3 separate regions of the Homo sapiens genome follow, and all the other regions are linked to region 1. The links are chromatin contacts, found by Hi-C or POLR2A ChIA-PET in ENCODE. All regions are on one chromosome and are shown on one strand. Each heading gives the region's core, a stretch centred on a gene start or an enhancer-like site at or near the end of the contact. The rest is flanking DNA. Distances are from core to core; before and after follow the strand shown. Region 1 holds the start of VRK1 (VRK serine/threonine kinase 1). Region 2 holds the start of GSKIP (GSK3B interacting protein). Region 3 has its middle 34 kb from the start of LINC02304.

What was found. A loop is a pair of places that touch in the nucleus more often than their neighbours do. ChIA-PET counts read pairs that join two places held with the same protein, here RNA polymerase II (POLR2A). Pooled maps may share reads with other maps.
Region 2: a loop to region 1 is called in a map of CD8-positive, alpha-beta T cell, with 18 times the contacts of the local background. The contact joins the promoter of GSKIP here to the promoter of VRK1 in region 1. A Hi-C loop is called at or near these places in 6 of 168 maps with a recorded cell type or tissue (CD4-positive, alpha-beta T cell, CD8-positive, alpha-beta T cell, OCI-LY7 and 2 more), 10 of 37 single-sample maps with no recorded cell type and 23 of 50 pooled maps.
Region 3: a map of naive thymus-derived CD4-positive, alpha-beta T cell shows a loop between it and region 1 (8-fold over the local background). The contact joins the enhancer-like site here to the promoter of VRK1 in region 1. A Hi-C loop is called at or near these places in 3 of 168 maps with a recorded cell type or tissue (CD4-positive, alpha-beta memory T cell, HCT116 and naive thymus-derived CD4-positive, alpha-beta T cell) and 7 of 50 pooled maps. POLR2A ChIA-PET finds 5 or more read pairs at or near these places in 2 of 52 experiments (activated CD8-positive, alpha-beta memory T cell and activated naive CD4-positive, alpha-beta T cell).

Annotation. Positions count from the first base shown.
Region 1 is chr14:96,795,743-96,799,077 of GRCh38, forward strand. VRK1 (VRK serine/threonine kinase 1) reads left to right here and starts at 1,640. Exons shown (of 13, transcript NM_003384.3): 1 at 1,640-1,705. RefSeq lists silencers at 1,522-1,721, 1,732-2,021 and an enhancer at 1,966-2,497.
Region 2 is chr14:96,361,942-96,365,276 of GRCh38, forward strand. It overlaps GSKIP (GSK3B interacting protein), which reads left to right and starts at 1,585. Exons shown (of 4, transcript NM_016472.5): 1 at 1,585-1,627. It overlaps ATG2B (autophagy related 2B), which reads right to left and starts at 1,400. Exons shown (of 42, transcript NM_018036.7): 1 at 874-1,400. The coding sequence starts at 1,035. RefSeq lists enhancers at 1-29, 1,271-1,565, 1,486-2,306 and a silencer at 1,508-1,857.
Region 3 is chr14:97,118,942-97,122,276 of GRCh38, forward strand. No RefSeq gene overlaps it. Among named protein-coding and RNA genes, the nearest start is that of LINC02304, 34 kb to the right of the region's middle. Within about 2 kb of position 1,735, at least 2 of the 41 ENCODE cell types and tissues checked have a DNase peak (open chromatin) inside an H3K27ac peak, as active enhancers do.

The sequences.
Region 1 (3,335 bases), core at 390-2,889:
TAACCAACCTTTCTTTTTCCTCCAATCTTCTGTGGGGTTCTCCACTGGGCACGCCCCAAAGCCAGGGGGCACAGGGAGCGCGAAGTAATTTGTAGAGGTCAGCCTCCTGGGGCAGAGGGCAGGCAGGAGAAGTATTTGGAGCAGATGAGGGTATCTGGAGGGGAAAATGTAAGACATCAGGCACAATATTGCCCTGTCTAATGGACAGAGTGATTCCAGGTTTTGTAGGGACTGAAGCTCACATAATTTTGGGGGATCTACTTTAAGAAAAATCAGCTGGGTGTGGTGGCTCATGCCTGTAATTCTAGCACTTTGGGAGGCTGAGGCGGGGTGGATTGTTTGAGCTCAGGAGTTCAAGACCAGCCTGGGCAACATGGTCAAACCCTGTCTCTACAAAAAATACAAAAATTAGCCAGAAGTGGTGGCCTGTGCGTGTAATCCCAGCTACTCGGAGGGTTGAGGTGGGAGGATTGCTTGAGCCCAGGAGGTCGTGGCTGCAGTGAACCGAGATCGCGCCAATGCATTGCAGCCTGGGTGACAAAGTGAGACTATATCTTTAAAAAAAAGAAAAAGAAAAGTAAAATCGACAAATAAACCCCCAAAGCTATGTAAACTCATTGAGGGACCTGCGCAAGTGAGGTCCTGAAGCTTACGCTTCATTGGCTTCATTGTTAATCTCCCTCTGCCTGTGACTTCAGTGATTTTGACCTAGAACAATGACCCAGTGCCCAATAAGCTCTCAGCCTCATGGGTGATGGAGACTTAGCTGATTATAATAAACACAATGCGGCCGGGCGCGGTGGCTCACGCCTGTAATCCCAGCACTTGGCGAGGCCAAGGCGGGCGGATCACAAGGTCAGGAGATCGAGACCATCCTGGCTAACACGGTGAAACCCCGTCTCTACTAAAAACAGAAAAAAATTAGCTGGGCGTGATGGCGAGCGCCTGTAGTCCCAGCTACTCGGGAGGCTGAGGCAGGAGAATGGCGTGAACCCGGGAGACGGAGCTTGCAGTGAGCCGAGACTGTGCCACTGTACTCCAGCCTGGGCGACAGAGTGAGACTCCGTCTCAAAAAAATAAATAAATAAAAATAAATAATAAACACAATGCAAACTGTGGCATACGTTGATTACAGATGAAACACTATAGATGATTAGGTAGACATTGAGATATGCTTTGAAATAGGCTTCGAAAAACAGGTAGGATTTAGACACATATCAATGAGTGGGCAGAATAATACTAACACTATCTGCTATTTATTGAGCACCAACTAAGTTTAAAGTACTGCCTATAGATTATTTCATTTAATCCTAACAGAAACAGGAAACTTATTTTACACCCAACTCTCTGCCAATACACTTAATAAATCAAGCTACTACGAACAAGGCTGTAAACCACATTTCCTAGAAGACCAGGGAGCAGAAGGACGGGGATCTCCCTTTGCCGCTAAGAGACTCCAACTCCCAGGATGCCTTGGGAGCGCTGGACCACAGCTCCCGGCATTCCCGGGGAGGCGCGGGGCTAGCGTAGCCTCCGCCCCGCGCCTCGCGTTACCACTCGTCCCGCCCCTCCTCGTCGCCTCCGAGCCAATGGGAAGGCTCCATACTGCAGGGTGCGAAGGGGCCGGCGCCGCTGCCGAGTTACGAGTCGGCGAAAGCGGCGGGAAGTTCGTACTGGGCAGAACGCGACGGGTCTGCGGCTTAGGGTAGGGAGGCCGCAGGCGACACGGCTCGAGGACTCGCGCGCCGAGCCGGGGGCGCGGAGGCGGGCGGCCGGGGCTGGGGCCGGCACTGGGCCTTCCGGGCGGCCTGTGGGTCCACCGGGGTGCGGGAGTCGCCGTCAGCCTCGGTCGCCCCGCGGGACCGCGCTCCGCCGCGTGGCTTCCGCCTGCGCGGGCGTCCGCTCCTTCCTTGTCTCGTTCAGGCCCCGCAGGCGCCCCCGGGGATGCCTGGACTGGCCAGGCCGGCCCCCATCTGAGCTCCACGTTCTGGACGCGCGTGGTGTCGCGGCCGAGCTCGCAAACGCCGCCTCGGGCCTCACCGGGAAGCCGGTTCTGTCAGGCGGGGCTCCGGGTGAACAGCGCAGGCGAGGCCCCTGCCCCGCAGAGCTCACTCTGTAGAAGGGAAACAACACACGCAGCTGCGATGTTTTGCGGATACGGAAATGCTTTCTTAGAAACGGGACAGGCAGTTGCGGGCTAGAGGAATGGGGGCGAGGCTCTTTAGGTTAGGTGATCCGGGAGGGCATCTCAGAGGATGTGACCTTTGACTTGAGACCTGAGAGGGGAGGCCGACCCCTGAGGATAGCAGCCAGGCCTGGGGACCGCGAGGCCGCCCGTTATTTCCCTGTCACATCGCGGGGAGGCCCCGTGATCCTGTACTTGAGGGTCTGTCTGGTGCAAGGCAGTTAGAGCCGCTTGTGTGTTTTGCAAGGGACTTTCATAACCGTTTGACAGTTCCTCCTCATTCTGTCCTTACCTGGCAGGGTGGCATCCTTTACTGTTGCAGCTCCATTCAGGGGCAACGCATAGTTTTTCCTACCACCGAAATAGTATTGTGGTTCTCGTCTCAAAACTCTTAGGTGGTAGAATTAAATTCGACAGACAGCAGCAGAGTCAGACACTATAGGTTCCTGTTGAGGCCACCCATTTTTCTGATGTCCTTTCTTTCAAGTCACTCATTTTTGTTTTCCTTTGTATAGACTCTTCCCTTCCCTTTCCTGTGTCCCTTTCTTGGAACAACTTGGAAATACAATTTGCTATTGGGAGGATGTTGGTTTTAGGGAACTGTTGAAGAACTTCATTAATTATTGTGTGTGTGTTTTTCTTTTCTTCTTCTTTTTTTTTAAACTGGAATTGCCCATCTGTTGAGACTGAAATTCAAGAGTAAAAAAAAGTAGGGCAGCATTTATTTTCAAGAGTTGACAATAAAGGCACCTTTCTTTATGACATGCTGAGCATGATACTTTGGGGGAGAATTTAATCTAGAATTTTGAAGCATTTTCAGAAGGAAGCAAGGGTTCTTTATATAGTCATTTTATGTAGGTTACGTTTATGTTCTTCAAAATGGCATGTAGTGATTGGAATTAAATTTCTGGGTAGATAAGATTATGTTCATCTGTTACCTATAGAAGGGAATGTAACTTAAGTAGTCACTTAATAATAGCTTTCTCTGTTGATGCTACCACAGATGGTATTCTCTACATCTCAACATTGCTGATCAGATTCTGTGTTAATACAGTAACACAACTTGAATTTAATAACAATAAACTTGTGTTAGGCGTTACTGTCAATTTAGTTCTGGTATCCAGTACAAATACCAGTTTTATAGTGCAAT
Region 2 (3,335 bases), core at 335-2,834, 430 kb before region 1:
GGGTAGAAGTCACTCTATTCCTGTCAAACCCAAAAGTGAATATACTTTAAGTAAAATGCTATGCATTGAACACACAAATGCAGGTACGACTGCATGTGGTGAGTCGAAATTCAGATGAAGCACCTGTATAGCAATGAGTGAATTCACAGCCTCTAGATGACAAGTAGAAGGCAGGTTTTAAAATGTCTGAAAATTGCAACTTCAGCGCTTTTGCAACACCTGCTTTTACGATCTGTCACGTGGAGCAAAGAGGCATAACTCAACAGCACTACTAGGGCCAGACGACCATTCACAGGCTGGATACACAAACCTATCTTGTAAACATATAATCAAGCAAAAGCAGGCAAACCGGCACAAGAGGCCTTCACCTAACTTTCTTCCAGATGGCAAACGCTGCACGATGACAAACAAGGCAAACATGGTGCGCAAGCAGCCAACCCAAAACAAATAACTAGGGATTCTGACATCCAAAGGTCCTCTTCATCCTTAATCCTTCCAGAATGTCATCCCACAAGGCAGGGTTTGTTTGCCACAAAACCCTGCGGCCCCTCACATCCCGAGGGACAGTTCTGGTCACCTCCTCCCACGGACCTATTGAGCCTGCTTCACAGACCCCCGAAGCACTGACTCAATTATTCCCACAGTGTAGATTCCATTACATCTGTTAAAGTTTCCGGAACACGTGATTTAGGAGAGCAAACTTGTTAGAAACAGATTAAACAACACTCTAACACATTTCTCTGAGCCGTGTCACACTCGGGTCCAAACAATTCCCAAGGAGGGACTGACTGTCACCAATCTTGGATGGCACTGGTTCAAAGCGCCCTAAAGAGGGGAGCGAGCCCCGCCCGGCTCGCCGCCGGCAGCTCTTACCCATTTGTCCAAGGGGACCTGGGCGAGGGACCCGGTGCCTTGGTACAGGTCCAGGCTGAGCTGCTCCAGGCTCAGCTTCTCCTGCAGAAAGTGGCCCAGGTACCTCTGCAGGAGGTACCGGCAGGCCCTCTTCTTGATGGACTCCGAAAACGGCCAAGGCATAGTGACTGCTGGCAGCTGGGCTGACTGCGGCTGCGGGTTGCGACGGCTCCGGCCTCGGGGTAGCGACTCCGGCTCCAGGCCGCGGCGGGGCCTAAGCCTGGGGCGGCCCCTCCATCCCTATTTGGTGCCGGGAGTCCCTCAGGGAGACCCCATCGCCGGCGCCGCACCGCTCGCGCTGGGCCTGGCGGAGGCAAGACGCAGAGGGGTCCTCCTGGCCCCAGGCCAGGGGACTTCCGAGGAGGGTCCCAACCGGCTCGGAGAGAGTGCAAGAGAGCGCGAGAGGAGGCGGCAGGGGCTGAGGCAGCCACCGCCACTGCCGCCGCGCGACGAATTTGTTGTCATCCGCGAGGCGCGTTCCCGGCTGTAGGGACGCTCCTGGCGCGTTCACGAGACCCAGACTCCCGGCGCGCCGCCGGGCGCTGGCGGAAGTGACGCCACACTGGGGCCGCGGAAGGCGGGCAGAAGGGCGGGGGCTGGAGCAGTTCCGGCTCCGAGGGGGCGGGGCGGAAGAAGGCGGGGAGGGAGGGGGCGGCACCGCCGGTCGGCTCCAGTCGCCTCCGGAGGAAGGAAGAAGAGGACGCCGGGCGCGCAGGTGAGCGGCAGCCGGGGTGGCTGCGGGCGAGGGGCGGCCCCCGAGAAGGGCTAGGGGCTCGGGGCGCCGGCGGGCCGTCAGGCCTTCCGGATGGGGACGCGACGCCATGCAGCTGGCTGGGCCGAGAGGGGCGGCAGGCTGCAGGGGCCCCGCGCCCGTGTTAAGAGGGGTCTGGGGGCCGGTCTGGCCGGCCTGGCTCTCCCGGCTCCCCTCAGACCTCGGCGCCCCGGAAACGCACACTTGGGGCTCCGCCGTCTCCGCTGGGAGGACTGGAGCCCTTCTCGAGCATCCCCGCCCGCACCCGAGCATTGACCGGTGCCCATTGTCAGCAAGTTCTTCGGCCCCCGCCTCATTCAGGTATTGTTTCTGAGGCAGCTTCTTCGTTGCCGTTTGCCTGGCGGTTTGCAGAGCGCTTCTCGCATACGCTCGCTTAATCCTGGGTGTGTCATAGCAACGATCAGGAAACTTGGGTTTTCGAAGCATCTGTGGGCAAAACTGCATTCCTTGAGAAATGCTAAAGGCTCCTGACCCCGCCGGAACCTGGGTGAAGAACTTGGGCTGTTCTGGCAGTCTGCGCAATCGTATTTCTGCCTTTTGGGAGGTAACTCCTGCAGAGGCGGAGCCGGCTGTTAAGTTAAGTCAACCTCGAAAGGCCTGGGTGCGGGTGTTCTATGGCCCAGAAGCCAGATGTCCTTCGTTAGAATCCCGGCACTGACACCTATTAGCCGCCCAGCCACTTTGAGCGGCCACTGCCCTCCCCGAGCCCACGTTGCCTCCTTTGCCGAGTGTGAGCGGATTAAAATCTTATGTGCATGGATTTGTTGGGAAGATTAAATGATATGAGTAGGGCACGAACCTGAACAGAGTCCTGAAACATACAGCTGTTTAATCACAGTGAATTAAGACGACCAGTTTAAGGAGTGAAATGTTTACTGTCTCGGCAACTTTCATGAATGCCTTGGAAATACAGCCCAAAATATTGGTAGATGGAGAAACATCTGGTTCCCCTTTCCACAACCACCTTTTCGTTTTAGAACCAGGGTACTTTGTATGCAGTTGCTTGGATTGTTGATTTCCCTCATTCTTTGTAGACTCATCTCAAGTATTCTCAGTAACTTAGATTCCCTTGCTCTTCATTCAGAAATATTTGTTAAGGTCCATTAAATGAAAGTCACCACAGTTGATCATGTGAACAGTGTCAAGAATCAGGCCGAACCTTCAAGGAGTTTATGTTCTAAAACGGAAGCATGGTGGTACCTGCTTGTGGAGGCTGAGGCGGAAGGATCGCTTGAGCCCAGGACTTTGAGGCTGCATAATTGCATTGACGCTATCCATAGAGTGCCTGCAATTTCAAATATCAGAAAGGATCGTACGAGCTATGATCATGCCACTGCACTCCAGCCTGAACCACAGAGCAAGACCCTTTCTCTCAATAAAGTGGAAGTTTGTTCATTTATTCAGTAAATATTTATTGATTGCCTTCTGTGTGCCAAGCACTGTTCTAGGTACTGGGATTACAGCAGTGAACAGATAAATCTCTTCCTTCCTGGAACTTACATTTTATTGAAGGGAGGAGACATACAATAAATGAGTGAATAATATGCTTTGTGGTGATAAGGGCTGTTGGAAAAACGAAAGCAATGTAAAGGGAGTGGAGATGGGGAAGAGAGAAGGGACTTGCCATTTTTATATGAGATGGTAAGAGAAA
Region 3 (3,335 bases), core at 485-2,984, 320 kb after region 1:
CAAGCCAGAGATTGCATTTCCTAGCTTCCCTTGTAGCTAGGTAGGGTCATGTAACAAGGTATATTAGTTTACCATTGCTGCTGCAACAAATTTCTATAGACTTAGCCACCTAAAGCAACACAATTTTACCTTCTTATGGTTTCAGAGGCCAGAATTCTGATACAAGTCTCACTGTGCTAAGATCAAGGTGTTGGCAGGGCCAGTGTTCCTTCTGGTGGTTCCAGAGTTGCATCCATTCTCTTAACCCTTCTGGCTCTTAAGGAGGCATGCAGTCCCTGGCTCATGGCCCTTTCTTCCATCTTCAAAGCTCACATCTCTCTCTCTTCTGATCCTTTTTCTGTCATGACATGCCTTTCTGACTGACTATAGCCAGGAAACCTTCTCCGTGTTTAAGGATTCACACAAACACATTGAGCCCTCCTGGGTAATCTAAGATCATCCCCTTATCTCAAGGTTCTTAACCTTAAACATCTTTGCAAAGTCTCTTATGCCAAGTAAGGCAACATATTCAAGGTTTTGAAGATTAAGTCAAGGACGTCTTTGGGAGCCACTATTCTACCCATTGTCTCAAGGAAAATGGGATATGAAAACAGTGGTGTGTGCAACTCTCGTTTCTTGTACTTAACAATGAAGCTTCTTCTCCCACCCTGTATGTGTCTCTCACCCTCCAAAGTCTGCAATTTCAAACCTACGGCAGAAGAATTGCACTTGACCATGTGATGACAACAATTGAGCCACCCAGCTTAGAGCCAGAGATGGGGAGCCTCACATCGAGGATGGCAGAGACATCTCACCAGCTTGGGCACTCCAGGGAGAGATGCAGAGCTCCCTCCTGCTCTGGACTGCGATGTGTGAGAGAAATAAACCTCCCTCTTATTTAAGGAAATATTGTGGGAACTCAATGTCGTAAGAGCCTATACCTCTATAGCCTCTACTGAAGCTGTGCTTTTACTAATATAGACCCCAAATAGAGATTCAGTTGAGTTACAAAAATATAAATAAATTGATAATTTCTTGCTCCCTTGAATACATGCTGGCTTTGGGAAATGCTGACTGCTGTATAGACAGACGGCGACACTAAGTAGATGACAGGCCAGGGAGGGGTGGAAGAACAGGGAGACCTCGCCTGACTCGGCAGCAATAGGAAGAATAAAAGACTTCCCAGGTGAATAAGTCTCATGAGATCCGACGGCTTTGAGAATGGGAGTCTCCCTGCACAAACTCTCTTCTCTTGTCTGCTACCACATGAGACGTACCTTTCACCTTCTGCCATGATTGTGAGGCCTCCCCAGCCACGCAGCACTGTAAGTTCATTAAAACTCTTTCTTTTGTACATTGCCCAGTCTTGGATATGTCTTTATCAGCAGTGTGAAAACAGACTAATACACCAGGGGAGGGTATTTTCTGGAAGGACAGTGACTGCTCTAGTTCCCTCCTCTAAAAAGTGAACCCTGCCCCAAGCCAATGCTGTCTGCGAAGGACTGTGGCTCTCACTTTCTCTAAGTTCATTTTTGCTCTGCCTTCAGGCCTAGCCTCCTTACATCCATGGTGGCGTTGCTTTGGCACTAAAATTGCACTCACCTTGGGCTTGCAGACACAGGTCAATTTTGAGGGGCCAGGTAAAATATATATCCAGGGGAGGAGGTTAGAAGAGGTTACCCAAGGCGCTGAGCCTCTTCAAGAGCTCAGGTTTCTGGCTTCAGAGTCTCAATGTGGGGCCTGACTCATAGACCCACAGGGCCCCCTTCCTGGAGATTCCCCACATCACGTATGTGGTTAGTGAACTTGAGGTATTCGTTGGCACACCAGCAATGATGGGGAACTCTGTGTTTTGTTCACTGATCCATTTCATGCCACTCTAACATTTTTAAAAAGGGGAGCAGGTGGTGCTGAGGAGTCTCAGAGGCCAAGAACCAAGGCCAGGGGCAGCTGAAGCCTGAATCAGAGAGATCTGCTGACAATCTGTATCAGTGACACTTCCATCAGGCAAACTAAAGTAACTCTGAGTATCTCAAGGAGGAAGAGACAACACAGGAAGTAGAGGCTTTGAAATGATTTGAAGACCTGGGGTTGCAAGGTCAGGGAAGCCACGGCTACAAACAGCTTAGGAACTCAGGAGCTACAGAAATTGCAGGGACAGTTTCCAGCAATCTCAGATCCTGCAGCACTGAAATCAGCAGTTCATGGGGGGCTGCCCAGAGACCCATCAGTGCTAAAGCCTTATGCCAGCTGCCTGCAAAAGTACTGGCTCCTCATGGCCCTTCAGGGGTAATAATGACTCTTCCTTCTTTCCCGTCTTCCAGATCTTGCATGAGCACCTCTCATTGAAGAACCTACTGTGTAACCCCGCTGGTCACAGAGGCTGAGAAATGCAGCATCCACATTTCCAGTCTCTGCAGTAGAGGAGATGGTACAGAAAAGAGCAAGAGATTGTCTAGCACACATTGTCTACTCTGGATGCCACATTGACATTTCTCCCAGCGTTTTCATATAAAATTAGTTGAGCTGACTTAGAAATGACCACACTGGTGAGTTTCAATGTAAGTTGCACATACATAAATATGAGATTAACCCAAGTGTCATGTCATCCCTTATCTTCTCAATGAAAAGATCTCCCACAAAGTGTTGCTGACTACTTAAAAAATCAACTTGGAATAATCAATTTATTAATTTACTAACATATAATTAAGATTTCATACAACATAAAATAGTAATTTTAAAAAGATTATTTTTCCTCTCTTAACATTTCATGGGGGTTTGCATATTAGTTACACATAATATATATGTGCATATTTACATGTTACTTGAAGCTTACATAATCTACCTTGACACCAGTAAGCATGATTGTCTGAGTTGTTTGAGCAACAGCACCCTTCAAATCTATGTTCCTCTGGAGGCTATGTCCCAAGCCACAGGTGCTCACTCACATAACAGTGCGACCATTTGCAAATTTTCTCCTGTAAGTGCGTATTTCTGATCTGTGCTGTTCTTTTGGCATAGTTGTTAAAATGATGCTCAGCACTTACAGTTGTACACTCATGCCCATAGAAGGGATGACTATACCCCTGTGACCTCTGTAAGCATCCCAAATTAGCCTTAGATGAGGTCACTTCAGGTTATTGCATCTGTCCCAGACCTAACTTTCTCTTGTATTTGGGCTTGCACAGAATACAAAGGCAATAAACACATAGCTCCTTTGTGTTTGTATATGTGTGTGTGTGTGTGTGTGTGTTTGTGTAATGTTTTAAAAAGTTCTTTTATGGGCCTCATTCATTCATTCATTCATTCACTCTTATTTATTCATTTACTCACTTATGGCATTTCCACTCTTAAAC